2 separate regions of the Homo sapiens genome follow, and region 1 is linked to region 2. Evidence: chromatin loops called from intact Hi-C (ENCODE). Cell type or tissue: Caco-2. All regions are shown on one strand.

Region 1 (8,000 bases), 51 kb after region 2:
GGCACCTAGTTCGTGGTAATTTGTTGTGGCAACCCCAGGAAATGAATAGATCAGGAGCCCAGATGGAGTCTGAGGGCCTTATGTTAAGGGCTGAGTGGTGAAAGTGAGGCTACAAAGGCAGAGGTCAGAAATGGTATCTTCTGGGTGGAGGCAGGTAGAGGAAAAGGAATATAAAAACAAATGAATGGCCACTTCCTGCAAGGCAGGAAGACCAAGGAGACATGATCCTCAGAAGTCCTGCCCCTTCTCAAGGCTGCAGATTTTTTAGGAGGATATCTGACCAATGCTGTGGTCCTGAGCTGCCAGGACTCCAAGACCCTGCGGAGGTCTTACTCATGCCTTTGGAGACTAAATCTTACAGTGTGGAGCAAGGTATTGAGGAGATATCCGTCCATTCAAGGAGTTAGCAAATATTGAGCCCAGTTCGGTGGTGGGAAAATGGCAATGGACAAATGCATGCATGGTTTATGTACTCCCAGACCTCCCAGGCCAGTCGGGGAAGACGTTACCCAAGCGATCATTCAATTCTATCAACGGTGGCAAGTGTTACGAAGCACACGGGGACATGAGAAGCTGTTATGGGAGGTTTTGTGTGTGTGGTTTTTTTTTTTTTTTTTTTGAGACAGTCTTGCTCTTGTCACCCAGGCTGGAGTGCAATGGCACGATCTTGGCTTACGGCAACCTCTGCCTCCTGGGTTCAAGTGATTCTCCCACCTCAGCCTCCCTAGTAGCTGGGATTACAGACACCGCCATCATGCGTGGCTCACTGCAAGCTCTGCCTCCCGGGTTCATGCGATTCTCCTGCCTCAGCCTCCTGAATAGCTGGGACTACAGGCATGCGCCATCACACCCGGCTAATTTTTTGTATTTTTAGTAGAGACGGGGTTTCATCATGTTAGCCAGGATGGTCTTGATCTCCTGAACTCGTGATCCACCCGCCTCGGCCTCCCAAAATGCTGGGATTACAGGCGTGAGCCACCGTGCCTGGCCATGCCCAGCTAATTTTTGTATTGTTGTAGAGACGGGGTTTCACCATGTCGGCCATGCTGGTCTCGAACTCCTGACCTCAGGTGATCCGTCCGCCTCAGCCTTCCAAAGTGCTGGGATTACAGGCATGAGCCACCGTGCCTGGTCTGTTATGGGAGGTTTTGACCTACTCAGGGAAGTAAGGAAAATCTCTCTGCCTCTGAGGGAATCTGAAGGATTCTGAAGGTTTTAATCAGGGAGGGAAAAATTTTTTCTAGACAGAAGGAACAGCATGTATAAAGGTCTGGGGTGGGGAGGGGGAATGGCCAGTTAGAGAGACTGGAGGAAGTTCGATGTGGTTACAGAAGTGAGCAGAGGCCAAACCATGTGGAACCTTATAAACCACTTTTTGATGTTTCTCAAGATCAGGGCAATTTCCCAGCTGCAAGTAATGGGCTCAGATCTGCATTTTGAGATCATCATGGTTGTAGTGAAGGAGAGATGAGAGGGAACAAAAATGGAGGAGCAGCCAGTCAGGAAAGTGTTGCCATCACTCATGTGAAAAAGATGGAGAGAAGTGGGTGGATTAGAGGGAGATTTAGGGGTAAAATTGAACAGACTTGGGATATAGGTAAATAGGGTCTGGGGATGAGGGAGAGGGAGCTGCCAAGTATGACTCCCAGGCTTCTGGTTAGGTAACTGATGGGAAGTATCTCCTTCAGTACAGCAGTGAAGACAGGATGTGTGGAGGGGGAAGATGTAGGGGGAGAACAATAACTCTGTGTTGGACATGTTGCCATTGAGGTGCCTGTGGACACTCAAGTGGGGATGTACACTGAACAGTGAGTTACATGAATCTGGGGTTCAGCAGTAAGGATAAGGGTAAAGAGAGAAATTTGTGTCACCTGCGTGTAAAGAGAAGCGTGAAGTGGAAAGCCTAGACCTGAGTTTTGAGGAACCCCCAACCTTTACTAATAGGGAGAGGATGCTGAAGAAGCTTGAGCAGAGGTGGCCAGAAAGGATGAGGGGAAACCAAGGGAAATCAGTGTTCCAGAGGGGCTGTGGTCATCGCTGGGTGTCAGACACTGCTCAGGGCCCTGGCAGATGAGGTCTGAAGAACAGCCGTTGAAATTGGAGATTGGAGGCTACAGTTTATTGAGACCTGGTTTGGTGCTGTTAGGGAGCTAGAAGGCTGACTGCAGGGCCTGAAGAGTGGGAGAGACAGCTCCTTTAGGGCCTGAAGAGTGGGAGAGATGTGAGGATGGGGAGACAGCTCTTTCAAGAAATTCCGCTGCGGTTGAGAACAGAGACACTCAGTGGGGTCGAATGAGGGTTTTGTTCCCATAGTAGAGGCTTGAACACATTTACAGGCCAATGGGAAAGATCCAGTTGAGAGCGGGTAGTTGAGCCTTCAGGAGAGAAAAGGGATGTTCCATGGGGCAAACTCCTGAGAAGGGGGAGGAGATGGAAGGAAGCTTCTGTGGATGTAGCAGATGCAGGAGGGTTTGTGTAGTTTTAGCCGGGCTCGAGCCGGTGGCTGACGCAGGCAGGAACAATGGCTCACCCATGTTTTATGTGTATTTCCGTGTGCGTGCTCCTGCTTTCCCCAGGTCTGGGCCGCCTGCCTGGCCCGTGTGCCGTAGGGAATATCCACACTGGGCCTGGGCGGAGGCTGGGCATCTCCCGCTCTGGGCTTGCTCCCTGATGAGATTCTCAGACCGTGCTTCCCCTCATTCATGAGAGGAAGGTTCACAGAGCAGGCGTGGGAACCTGCCTGGCCGCCAGGGCCTCCTCCCGCTCAGGCTGAGGTTTGCTGCATCTCTGTCCTTATTCCCTTCCAGACTGGATTGGCTGAACCAGGTGTCCACTCTTTTTGGCCCATGGCATAAAGAAGGGTTTGGGCAACCCAGTGTGCCCCAGGTTGTTACCGCCCCCCCGCCTCCGCCCCCACCCAGCCTTTGATGGGCCCCCTTCTCATCAATCCATCACCCCTGCACATGCCACCAGGACTGCCTGGACCAGAGCCCGGGACTCTCTGAAACCCACTGAGAGCTCGGCCCTGGGAATGGGCCTCCCAATCTCGGTCTCCAGGGGGTGGGCCCCAGGTCCCTAGTCTTCCTCAGGGTCTTCTCCACTGTTCTGCCTCCTCTCCTGATACCCAGTTCCTAGCCGGGGTGACCCCAGCCTCCCGTAACAGCCTCCTTGTGGTGGTGCTGGGAAGAAGGGGCCCGTGTACCCGGCAGGGCCCCCCAGGCAATGGGCATGAGCGCAGGCAGGGAAATCCGTCAGCCTCCAGGGACGCTCTCCCTACAGCCCCGGCGAGGGGATCGGGTCGTGGCGACCTCTCCAGACGCCCAGGGGCTGGGCAGGAGGGCGGGCCAAGGCCCGCAGGTGGGGGCGCCAAAGCCAGGCGGGCGCGGAGTACGTGCGGTGGGCTGCGGGCGGCATGAAGGGCGCGGGCGGCCAGCTCCGGCTCCGGCTCCGGCTCCGGCTCCCGCGAGGCCGGGTAGCCTGGGCGTTCCCAGGGGTCGCAGAGGACGGCGAACCCCGGCGGAGCCACCGGAGCTGGGGACCAGGACGCAGGCAGGCGTGTGGAGCGTGAGGTGGGGACGTGGCGGCGGCTCAAGTGGGCGGAGCCCCGGCAGCGGCCCGAGGCGGAGTCGCCAAGGGAGGAGGCGCCGAGCTGACCGGGCGACGCCGCGGGAGGTTCTGGAAACGCCGGGAGCTGCGAGTGTCCAGGTGAGCGCCCCGCCCGCTCAGCCGCCAGATCAACCTTAGCGCTGGGGCGCGGGCTGGGGTCGCCAGGCGGTGCGTTCTGCCCGCGCGGGGCTGAGAGTTAGGGGCCGGGGCCGGATCCGGGGCCGGGGGTCGCGCCGCTAGCCGCCAGCAGCGCAGTCCGGGCCGCCACCCTGCACCCTCCGCCCTGTTTCTGCACCCGTCTGGGTTCTTGTGCCGCCGCCCGCAAGCCTTCCCGAGCTCAGGGTGGTGAGGTCAGCGGCGCCCTTCGTGCAGTTCCCTCGGCTGTCGGGCGGGGCTGGGAACTTGGCCGCTCTTCCCTGTCAGGCTCCCGGGAAGTGGCGGCCTGACCCCGGGCTGCCGGCTGTTGGGAGCGGGGGCGCGGCGTCCGCCTGGCCCTGAGGGGCCTCTTCATATTGGCTAAGCCCGTTCTGCACCCTCCCAAGGGCTGGGAGTCCTAGGTCTTGTCCGGGCAGGGTCCAGCTTGGAGCCCATTAGATGGGCCATTGGATCAGAAAGTCTTTTCTCCCCCAGACATCCTTGTGGAACCAGCGTTGTTTTTCCTTGGCAGCTGCGGAGACCCGTGATAATTCGTTAACTAATTCAACAAACGGGACCCTTCTGTGTGCCAGAAACCGCAAGCAGTTGCTAACCCAGTGGGACAGGCGGATTGGAAGAGCGGGAAGGTCCTGGCCCAGAGCAGTGTGGTGAGCGCTGTGCTGGAAGGGAATGCGGGCAGTGGGTACTTGGTAGAGCACTGACTGCCTCCGGCCAGAGGACTTCCCGGAGGAGGTGACCCATGAGCTGGAGTGGTCAGAGGAAGGCTGGCAAAAGGGCATCGTGGACAGAGGAACAGCCTATGTGAGTGGGAGCAGAGACCTTGGCCAATGCCATTCCTTATGGCCTTGTAGTGGAAGCAAGGTGATGGGGAAGGAACACTGTAGGGGATAGCTGTCCACGGACGCTGTCTACAAGACCCTGGAGTGAGATAACGTGCCTGGTACTGTGCCCTGCATGTGTAAGATGCCCAGTTGACCTTCGCAGCAGGAGCCTGGATCAGGGCACTTCCTGCCTCAGGTATTGCTGGACAGCCCAGGTGGGTCCCTGGCCTTTGTATTCTATTTGACTTTAAGATGGTGCAGGAGAATACAAAAAACTATCCGGGCATGGTGGCGCGCGCCTGTAGTCCCAGCTACTCGGGAGGCTAAGGCAGGAGAATCGCTTGAACCTGGGAGGCAGAGGTTGCAGTGAGCCAAGATCGTGCCACTGCACTCCAGCCTGGGAGACAGAGCGAGACTCCATCTTAAAAAAAAAATAAAAAAGAGAGATGGTGCAGGAGAGCATTGGGATCCCTCCCAAGACTGTGACTGTTGTCTTTTGCTGTAGAGTGACACCCGAGATTTGTGCTTCTTGATAATAGACTACCTGGGGCCTCACAGCCCCAGCCCTCTTGTAGGAAATCCTGTCCTAGGAGCAAGGGCTGGAGTCCGTTACGTTGTAGCTTGGGGCATTCTTAAATGTCCCAGACTTTGTGGAGATCCATTGTCCACCTAAGAATTTATAGGATGTTTTTGGGGTCTGCTGCTTGTTCTCAGCCTGTGTCTCATCTGACATTAGGTTCCATAATTTAGTCTCTGTTAAATGAACTAGGATTTCCTTTGGCTTGTACTTAAACTGCCCCTGAGGTGTCCAAGGTGCAGCCTCTCACTGTGGTTCTGGGCCTCAGCGCCCAGTCTCTCTGGTTGCTTCTCCCCACTCACAGAATGTTTGGTCTTTGAATTCTTTTCTTTTAGGGCCTCCTTGTTCTTACACAGCCGAGTGTCCACTGTGTGGCCCAGCCAATGAAGCCACGTAGCAAGGATGGAGTGAGTTGGCTGGGGGCCTCATCCCAAAGATGCTGTCATACTGGATCACCCTAGTTCTCTGAGAGCTCAGCAGGCAGACTTGGTGACAGCTTAGCTGAGGCATTGTCTGTGGCATGTGATAGGCCCTTGTATCCTGTCGAAAGCTCTGCATTGGGGTACTCTAGACAGTGCTTACTTAGTCACCGGTTTAGACTGGCCCCAGCTGATCTCAGTTCATCCCTTGAGTGCCTTCTGCCTGTTTGGCTTCTGACTGGAGCGTGCCTGGGGCTAGAATGAGGGACGAGAGAGAGGAGGTGGCCGAGGCACTATTCTTGCCTGTGGGTAGCTCGTACTCTGAGATTGCTGCTTCATATTGGCAGCTGGCCATGTGCCAGGGGAGGAGCCCGGCTGTGAGTGCTCATCAAAGGAAGAGACTACGTGGGTGCAGCTCTGAGGAATGAGTCGGTTGAGGGAATCTAGGGTCTCCTCATTTCCTAAGAAGGCCTCCCTTTTTCACTCTGCCCTCCCACATCCTTGGGAGGGTCTGAGACTGGAAGCAAGGCCTTGGCTGATGTGTGGCCACGCTGGCTGATAGTGTGCAGAGGGCTAGGAGGTGTGTCCCTGGCTCCTGGGGTCTGTCAAGAGTTTACTATTATGCAGATGGAAGTTGGCAGGAAAAGCTGTGATGCAAGTACATGCAAGCCCAGCAGAGTGCTGGAGTGAGAGTTAAACTTCGGGAAAGTTGCTCACATCTAGCAATTTGGACATTTGAAGTTCCTTAGGGTAAGACATCAGCCTGTCCTAGAGCAAAGAGGGCTGGAAGGTCCTGTGGTCTGTGGGCTTTGTGTTACGGACATGGAATGAGAGATAGAAAGACAGTTTTTTTTTTTTTTTTTTTTCCTCAGAGCAGAGGAGAATGAAAAGTCTGGATGATTTACTGGAGCCCTAGAAGAGAGTTCTTGTTCAGCTGGTGTCATTGCAGGGCAGAGGATTAAGTGTTTGGGTAGAGTGCTCTCCAGCTCAGATGGAATCTATCTGAGCCTGGTAACAGGCCAGCATCTGCTCTGGACCTTTCAGGAAGTGCTTGCTTAGAGTGTGGCCTGTTTTGTACCTGGCACTCTGAGGGCCAGGGTGTAGTGGAGATCCTCAGGCCTGGGTACTTGTAGGAGCCTGGAATGAGCAGGTCAGAGGCATATAAGTACATGAGTTCCTAGAGTATTGGTCCAATCCCCCGCCTTTTGCTAGAGAACATTGCTTGATGAGCTTTAGAGCCAGTGATTGACCAGTTCCAGGGTTATCCCCTGATGATCAATGTACTACATTATACCTGATTCCAGTCTCTCCTGAATTAAATGTTTCATTTCTTGTGGTGCTCCTGGAACATGGAGATCGCCCAATTTCTGCCTTGTTTGCATCTTCACTGTTCCCTAGTCTGGACCTTCTTTCTCACCCAGGAATCAGCTGACTTGGGCTGGGCAGCTGGCTGCCTCAGGTCCACTGATGTTTCTCTGGTGCCCTTGGTACTAATGATTGACATAAATTATGCCTAGTGCAGGGCTACCTGCCAACATCTGTCATCACATTCAGTCCTCCAACAGCCCTATGAGATATAGGTCCTAGTATTGTCTCTATTATATACATGGGGAAACTGAGGAATCCTATAACTTGTCCAAGGTCACAAAGCCGGGAAGTGGTATAGAATTGGGGTTTAACTCTTAGTATGTCTGACCCTAGGGCAGGTGTGCCTGTCCATTTGACTGTACTGCCTTGCCCTGAGCTGGACTGGCTGGTTATTTGTGAGTGCTGTCATGTCTAAGGTAGGAGTGACTGCCCATCTGAACTTAAGGGACCATGTTGCTGTTTTCTGGGTCCATGTTGCGTTCCTCCCTCTGGTGAGATCCAGCCAGGCGTGTCATGGACCTGCTTTATGAACCTTTGGTGTAACCCATGATAAAGTCCTTAACCTGGGCAGGCATGTTCTTCCTGGGCAAAGTGTGGCTTCCCTGTTTGGGAGTCCATTGCACTTTAAGGTAACAGATTATTGAGTAGGACTGGATAGCTGCAATATCTAGCAGAGTGTGTTTTGGGTTTGACTCTTGGTTCTGTCATTGATTTGCTGTCAGATGTCAGATATGTAGGAAACCTTCTCTCAGCCTCAGCTGTTTGTCATTTGTATCTATCTTATATCTGAAATGGAGGTAGTTATCTAGCTTAGAAGGTTTGGGTGAGAATTAGATAGTAGAAATGAAAGATTTTTGGAAACAAATAGTGCTTATCTCAGACTATGTTCCCAGGAAACAGCCTGAGACAGAGCTTAAGTACTTAATGCTTTATTGGAAGGTGTAATTGCAGGGCAGCCAGGGTGAGGGAAAACAAAAGTGAGGTGCAGGCCTGTGCGATGGCTCATGCCTATAATCCCAGCACTTTGGGAGGTCGAGATGGATGGATTGCCTG
Region 2 (8,000 bases):
GATAGCACAGGCAAGGCCAGAAATTTACCAATTGGCTTTATGCCCACCCCTGTGGAGGGAAACCCTATATAGTACTGTAAGCCAGGCTCGAGGCCCAGGGCATCTGCCCTAATAGGGCCAATGGGAAAAATGATTATGTTAGCAATAATTAAGTTACAAGGAATAGATATACCTATGAGGGTTTCTACTAAACGCCTGTGTTTATGCCCAAAGGCCATGGCTTCTGCTACCCATGGTAGCTAGTAATGTCTTCCTGGACTGGGCTGCAGCTGCAGCAACAGTCAACAACCAGCCCTGTTACTGGGTATAGGGATACCTCCCCCTGTCAAATGATAATGGCATGCCTTGGAATATTCTGCCTTTCTCCCAACAGAACTGGAATGATTGCTTCAACAGCATCAATAAGGCAATCCGGCTCACTGGGGACTGCCTCCACCTGGAGGCCAAATTGCCAACATGACAGAGACCAAACAACATACGTCCTCATAGGCACTACCTGTTATTTCTCTGATAAAGAGAATCATGTCACAGATGCTTTAAATCATTTGTCAACTCAGATCCATGATATAGTTCAATTAGGTTACTTTGACTCATTCTTAAATTAGGTACACAGCTTACCTACTTGCTGGAATTATGTTTTGCTAATAGGCATCATAATTATAGATAGCTTCTGCTTTTTATGCTCTTATGTATACCATGGAAGTGGCCTGTATCCACAAACTGTGGCTATACATTATAGACCTCTATAGCTCTTCCCCTCGTTTCCTGCTCAGGGACTCTCGAGCAAGGTTGGTGGAAAGAATATAAGAGCTGGGGAATGGGATGAATTGAAGTATGACAGGTTCCCCGGCCAGGTGACTCAAGGGTGTATGTCCGCTGCCTGAACTCTGAAGATCAGGTGATGACCCAAGGCCATGGTACCCAGCCAAGGAGCAAATGACCCTGAGGACCCAAACATCCCAGAGAATAGCTGAGAACCTACCAAGGGAAAGAGTCCCATCACACACACAGAAGAAGCAAAGAGCCAGAAAATTAGCTTAAAAGCAGCTTAGGGATGGGAGGTGGCACAGATCTCTAAAGCTGTCCCACTGCCATCCAGGAATGCCTTGTGTGTAAGTCCTCATAAACTCATTTGCTTACCAAGCTGGACTTGTCTGAGGCACTCTTTGGTCTCTTGGCTCCCTCTCAATTTGGGAGAAGGTATTTTTTTTAATACAATTTTGGGTTTTTCTTGTTACATTACCCTTATATTTCCGACATCCTTATCTCTTTCCACATCTTCCTTTCAGCCGTTTGGGAGGTTCTAAGACTGGAATTACGGTGCTAGATTAGTGAACATGACCTTTAATGAGTAGTCTTTCCCTTATTCTTTGGGATTTTGACTACCTTTTGTCAGATGAAAAATTGGTGAGTTTTGTGTAGCTGATTGGATGCAAATAATGCTGATTTCACATTTTAGCAAAGATGCTTGTTAAACATTTGGTACGAAATTGTGTTGTTTCTAAGTAATTAAAATCTATTTAGAAGCCAAAGAAGAAGAAGAGGAAGAGGAAAGAAGAAGAAGAGGAAGAGGAAGAAGAAGAAGAAGAAGAAGAAGAAGAAGAAGAAGAAGAAGAAGAAGAAGAAGAAGAAGAAGAAAAGAAGAAGAAGAAGAAGAGGAAGAAGAAGAAGAATGCAGCAGTAGGTTGTTTACAGATGTAAGAAATTTGGGTATGGGTCTCAGAAATGTCCATCTTTAAGGTTCAGAAGTAGGGAATATTTAGGTCTGGGCTGGAGATACCTATTTGGGAGTGGTCATAACTGCAGAGTTCCTGAGGCCCTTGTTGTGACAGCAGAGCCAGCCAGGGTTCCTGGTTGCAAGCATGCTCACAGAATTGATGGGAAAGCTGAGGTACTGCTGAGATAAGCAGAAATCAGCTGTTGGAGATGGCACCCGCCTGGGAAGTAGACAGACCAGAGTGGAGCCCTAACAGGGCAGCCTGCTTCAGACTGAGCCTGAAGGGGAGGAGTGGCTCCTTGACTGGGCCAGGTGGCCTCTGATCACTGTCCTCCCAGAACAAGTCCAGTGTGGCTGGAGTAAGAGCACAAAAGGAGGGTAGGGACAGTTTAGAAGGGATGTGGTTATTAGACAGCGCAAACAGCACAAACAACCCTAGACAATGAGCATCTGGGGAGGAATGGAGGAGCTAGGACAGGGCCTTGAGGAGTGGTGCCTCAGGGGCAGGCAAGAGAGTGGACAGGAACACTGGCTGGGAAGGCACAGGGTGACAGGACTGAGGAGAAAGAGACTTCTTCCACCCAGAAATCTCTTTCTGGGTGGTGAGACAGTCTCCAGCAATTGGAGAGAGAGCCCTGGGGGCTGGGAAGGGGCCAGTCCAGGCTGTCTCTCAGCAGGCTCCTGGAACCACGGAGGGTCAGTGAGTGGTGGGGATGACCCATTTAGCCGGGATCATGACCAGACGAGTGAGTCAAGCAGGCATGGTGGTAGGTTCATGCATATCAGAGTTGGTGATCAGGTGCTGTGGCACCAGCCTTGTCCACACTCAGATCCAAAGCTTCAGGGGTCACCTTTACTTTGTCCAGCTTCCACCATTCCATGCCCCATGCAAAAAGTTGGTAAGGTTGAGCCTGCACTCTGGGCTGTTCTGGGGACTTGCCAAGTGGAAACAGATCAGCACCCTTCAGAAATGGCTTGGTCAGAGTCACTAAACCATTGGTAGGCAGGCAACACTCTCCATGGAAGACTGGTATGCGCCGTTACTTTGGTTGCCCCTGCCATGGAGATTTGCTAGGGTGTGTGTGACCTTGGCAAGTTTTTTAACCTTTCTGAGCTCATCCATAAAATGGGGATAATAACCATACTTCCTTTCTGGTTGGTATGAGGATTAAAAACAATCATATCGTTCACTAAGGGCTTGGAGATGAAGGCCTGGGACACATTAGCTCCCATAATAGTTATTATCCAACTCCCTTCCCTTCTTCTGAGACTGTGGGTGTGCTCCAGCTTCCCATGAAAATTCAATTACAGACCAAGAACACCCTGGATGGCAGCTGAGTGTTCTTGCACTGCAGCCATTGTCAGTGAAGCTGGTGTGTGTGTGTGTGTGTGTGTGTGTGCGCGCGCGCGCGCGCGTGGGTGTCGGGGGTGGTGCATCAGCCTCTGAGCTTGGCTCACCGGGCCTGACAGACCCACTTAAGGGCTGGTTAATGCGGTTTCTGAGCCCACATGGCTGAGACCGACTCCAGACCCTGCAGGACCCAGTGAGGTCTCTAGCAGTCTCTCCTGGGATTTCTAGTCTCTGCATTCCAGCCACAAATGGATCTATGTCAGACACTAGCAAAGTTGAGGTTTGGTTTCTGTAGGGACCCAAATAGTTTCCCACTTGTGGTAGAGGGGACACAGGAGGACAGTGCTTGCTTATTAGAGAAACCTCTTCACTACCCTTAAACCTTTTTAGAGGTTCCACCTCCATTCAGAGGTGCTGTGGGAATGTTGTTAGAAAGACAGATTATTCTGTGAGAAAATGATAAACCAGGAAGTTACATGAAAAGCAAGTCAGGGGTCGGCCTGGGGTGCAAGACAAGAAGTTGGGTAAGAATGAGTTGTCCAGGATAGCACTGGAGTGCACGTAGCTGGACAGGGGCACCCAGAGGTGGAGGGGAGGTGGGGCACTCCCCAGGTGGGGCAGAGGGACTCAGGGCCCACAGCCCAGGCTTCTGGGCATCATGGTGTTGTGCAAGTCACAACACTGCTCCCACCCATCCAACTCAGCAGTTCAAGGGCTGTGAGCCCAGGGCCAAGCTAGCACACCCCCTAGAGGGGCTGAGTCCTTGGCCATGAAGGGAGGGCTGGCTTGAAGCTGCATCTGGGCTCCGCCTACCTTCACCCCTTTCTTTGGTTCTCTAGGAGGAAAGTATCAAATAACAAAGCTTGTCACTCAGAGAACCAGAAAGGACTCCATTTGTGTTTCAACCTCCTTGGAGGGTCAAGGAAGCCTGCAAGAGTCTTGAGGAGAGTTTGATGGGGCTGAACTTACAGATAAGCACAATGAGAGTTACAGAGGCACAAGTTGTCCACAGAGGCCAGCAGGGGCTGTGTACCTCATGTGGCCCTGTGAGCTGGGATTTGGAATTTAGACTCTGTCCTAAGAGCAGTGAGGAGCCATGGAAACTATAATAGGCAAGATTGACAGGGAATTGCACTTGAAAAACCTCCTTTAGCTGTTATGTAGAGAAAGGATTGAGGGAGGGGCCAGGCAGGAGACAGGGAGACAAGGCAGAGGCCCTTACACTGTTCAGCATGAGACAGTGGCGTCTGGACTGGGGAGAGTGGGCTAGTTTGGAATTAGTTAGGGATGAACGCAGTCATGCTTGCTAACTGGTTTTACTGCGTCTACCTTTGCCCCTTAGGGCCTATTCTCCATACAGCAGACAATGTGATCCTAGTTAAAACATAATTCCAGGTCATGCCGCTCCTCTGGCTTTTCATCTCAGAGTAAAAGTCAAAGTCCTTACCATGGCTGTAGGAGAACAGCCTGTTGCGTGGCAAGAATGATGCTTTTTTTTTTTTTTAACAGGGTCTCACTCTGTTGCCTAGGCTCGAGTGCAGTGGCAAGATCATAGCTCACTGCAGCCTCGAACTCCTGGGCTCAAGGGGTCCTCCCACCTCAGCCTTCTGAGTAGTTTGGACTATAGGTGCATGCCGCCACAGCTGGCTATTTTTTTTTTCATTTTTATTTTTTCTAGAGAGGGGGTCTCGCTATGTTGCCCAGGTTAGTCTCAAACTCCTGGCCTTGAAAGATCCTCCCGCCTTGGCCTCCCAAAGTGCTGGGATTACAGGTGTGGGCCACTGTTCCAGGCCACTTGATCCAAAACCACCGTAATGACCAATGTTTGACCCCTAGATGCCAAGATATTCATCAGCAAGATCTTTAAACAATGCCTGTAGAATAGAAAACTCTTCATAAAGATGCTTATTTAACCTCTCCAGTGGTCACGAGTCTTGGCAAGAAAGTCTGAAGACGGGACCAGCTGCACATGTTTTACCCTAAGAGCTTGCTATATAAAGGATACTTTCTGGAAGGCTGGTTGGTGTGAGGATTCAGTCTTGCAGCCACTCGAGACATCACTTCTGTTCGTAAGTCCCTCTTATATATTTCTCTCTGAGAAAATGGATTTGTCAACCTCTTTCTTTGGCTTCTCAGCTCTCTCGGCCTTTGGGTTTGCATAGTCCTGCTATCCATGGAACAATGGCTCACAAGGGCCAACACAGCCTTGTCTCCCTCACATCTCTCTGACGACCTCATCTACTACTTCCAGCCACCTCACTTATACTACTTCAGTCACTGCTTGCCTAGGGCCTTAGGATTTCCTGTGCCCTCTGCCTGGAATGTAATCCCCCCAGATACCTGCACAGATGATATCTTACCACCTCAGTTCTCTGCCCAAATGTTACCTTATCTGTGAGGCCTTTCCAGATTCCATATATGAAGAGAATCCCTTATGCTCTACTGTAATGCCTTCTTTATTTCCTTGATAGCACTGCTTATAGCCTGTAGTTATTTTACATGTTCGTTCAAAATGTTTTCCTAGGGTGCAACACAATGCCTGGCATATAGAAGGTTCTTAATAGGTATTTTTGTTTTTTGAGACAGAGTCTTGCTCTGTCACCCACGCTGGAGTGCAGTGGCGTGATCTTGGCTCACTGCAACCTCCACGTCCTGGGTTCAAGCAAGTCTCCTGCCTCAGCCTCCTGAGCAGCTGGGACTACAGGTGATTGCCACCACACCGGGATAATTTTTGTATTTTTAGCAGAGACGGGGTTTTGCCATGTTGGCCAGACTGGTCTTGAACTCCTGGCCTCAAGTGATCCCCCCCACCTTGGCCTCCCAAAGTGCTGGGATTACAGGCGTGAGCCACTGTGCATGACCTTTTAATAAATATTTAGTTGACTGAGTGAGTTGAGGTTGAGGATGCAGGAGGGAGCAGGTGCCCTCCAGGACAGCAGTCCCCAACCTTTTCGGCACCAGGGACTGGTTTTGTGAAAGACAACTTTTCCATGGATGGAGGGCAGGGATGGTTTCAGGATGATTCAAACACATTACACTTATTGTGCACTTTATTCCTATTATTATTACATTGTAATATATAATGAAATAATTACATGACTCACCATAATGTATGGTGAAGGAAGCCCTGAGCTTGTTTTCCTGCAACTAGATGGTCCCATCTGGGGGTGATGGGAGACAGTGACAGATCATCAGACGTTAGATTCTCATAAGGAATGTACAGCCTAGATCACTTGCTTGCACAGCTCACAATAGGGTTCATACTCCTGGAATCCTAGAATCCTAGAATCCCTACTCCTAGAATCCTAGAATTAGAGAATCTAATGCCACTGTTGATCTGACAGGAGATGGAGCTCAGGTGGTAATGCAAGCAATAGTGAGCGGCTGTAAATACAGATGAAGCTTCACTCGCTTGCAAGCCACTCACCTCCTGCTGTGCAACCCAATTTCTAGCAGGCCATGGTCTATGGCCTGGGGATTGAAGACCCCTGCTCCAAGACTTACCTCCCACTGAGAACTCAGGCAGGATGCTTGGAGGTGAGGTGAAAGGTAGTGGGAGGAAGGGAAGCCCAGTGTATGTGTGAGTGGGTGTGTGTGCTTGTGTGCCTGAGTGAGGGTGGGTGCTTCTCCAGGACCCCTGTACCTCCCAGTTCCTGGCCTGGGTGGAGGCTGGGCAGGACAGAGGTAAATCTGAGCCAGGGTCTGACCAAGGAGATAACAGGTTGTGCCAGAGGCACCAGGCAAAACTGGAAGGGATGGGATGGAGGGCATGTGGATGGAAACTATTAACTCTCCCTGGGGATGGCAGGGCCGAGGCTTTGCTCTAGGGGAGGGGGCAGTAGAGTTGGGCCTTGAAGAGTGAGTAGGAGTTTGCTGAGCCATGACAAAAGAAGAAAGGCATTTTGAGCTTCAGAGGTCTGAGGGCTATGAAAAGGTGGACTAGCTCAGAGGATGCTGGACTGGACTGTCTGCTGTAGCAGAGGAGGTGAGACAAAGTAGTCAGCAGCCCGAGGTCAGAGAGGCTTTAAATGCTAGTGGGAGGACCAGGGACTCCATCCTGAGGGCCCCGAGGTCAGAGAGGCTTTAAAACGCTAGGCAGAGGACCAGGAACTCCATCCTGAGGGCCCTGAGGTCAGGGAGACTTTAAATGTTAGGAGGAGGACCAGGGACTCCATCCTGAGGGCCCTGGAAGAGTTGAAGCAAAGGAATGAGAGATTCCTTCAGCTGCCCTGAAATGGGTCTAAAAATGCTTGGGAGGCAAAATCCTAGACACAGTGCTGGGTAGGATGTTATGGCTGGCATGAGGGTGTAGAGGATGATATCCATGTCTTTGGTCTGAAAGCCCCTGAGGTAAGGAACTGGGCCCTGGGGTTCGAGGGATGTAGCAGGTTTGGGGACAACAGTGAAAGTTGGTTCTAGCCAGGTAGGCTGGAGCCTGGAGCACTGTGAATTGGGGATCCTGGATCTGGTTCCCCCTCCTGGAGAGAGACTCTGATGTCCCCTGTCTCAGTACTGGCACCCTGGGCCATACAAACCTTGTCCTATGAGGACCCTGTCCCAAGCTTTTCATGGTCTACTACACTCAGGGCCCCTGGGCAGACGAGGTGGGCTGGGGGACTGGGTAGAGGCTGGGCCTTGAAGCTGGGGAAAGGACAAATCAGGCTGTCAGCTCTGAATGCCACTCCCCTTAGCTGCCCTCCAAGCCACCCCCAACCAGGATGCCCAGGCAGGGGCTGCTGTAGTTGCTGCAACCCTGAAGGGGTGGAGCTGTTGATCTCGGGGTAGCCTATGGTGGCAGGGAGCCTCTTGGGTGGTAGTTTCTGTTGGGGGAAGGGGTTATTGCATGTCATGGGATTAAGGTGAGTACCAGCGGCTAGTGGATCTGTGGTGGCCAGTGGGAGAGTCGAGTTTCTGCGGGTGAGTGGGAGTGAG

The links. Hi-C counts contacts between places; a loop is a spot of excess contacts. Peaks named below come from ENCODE experiments on the same cell type or tissue, not always from the same donor. Only the 100,000 strongest peaks of a DNase experiment are listed, where the experiment ranks them.
Region 1: it touches region 2 in a loop (4-fold over the local background); 21 of 110 quality-filtered maps call a loop at or near these places.

What each region holds. Positions count from the first base shown.
Region 1 is chr5:132,223,495-132,231,494 of GRCh38, reverse strand. It overlaps P4HA2 (prolyl 4-hydroxylase subunit alpha 2), which reads left to right and starts at 3,642. Exons shown (of 15, transcript NM_001017974.2): 1 at 3,642-3,705. RefSeq lists silencers at 3,296-3,525, 3,666-3,925. In Caco-2, no CTCF peak of the experiment used is centred here; DNase peaks (open chromatin) are centred at 3,634 and 3,964; H3K4me3 peaks cover 1,900 bases.
Region 2 is chr5:132,274,479-132,282,478 of GRCh38, reverse strand. LOC124901063 (a long non-coding RNA gene) reads left to right here and starts at 4,729. Exons shown (of 2, transcript XR_007058934.1): 1 at 4,729-4,772; 2 at 4,991-5,082. RefSeq lists an enhancer at 3,496-4,308 and a silencer at 4,969-5,263. In Caco-2, CTCF peaks have their summits at 3,913 and 4,116; a DNase peak (open chromatin) is centred at 4,318.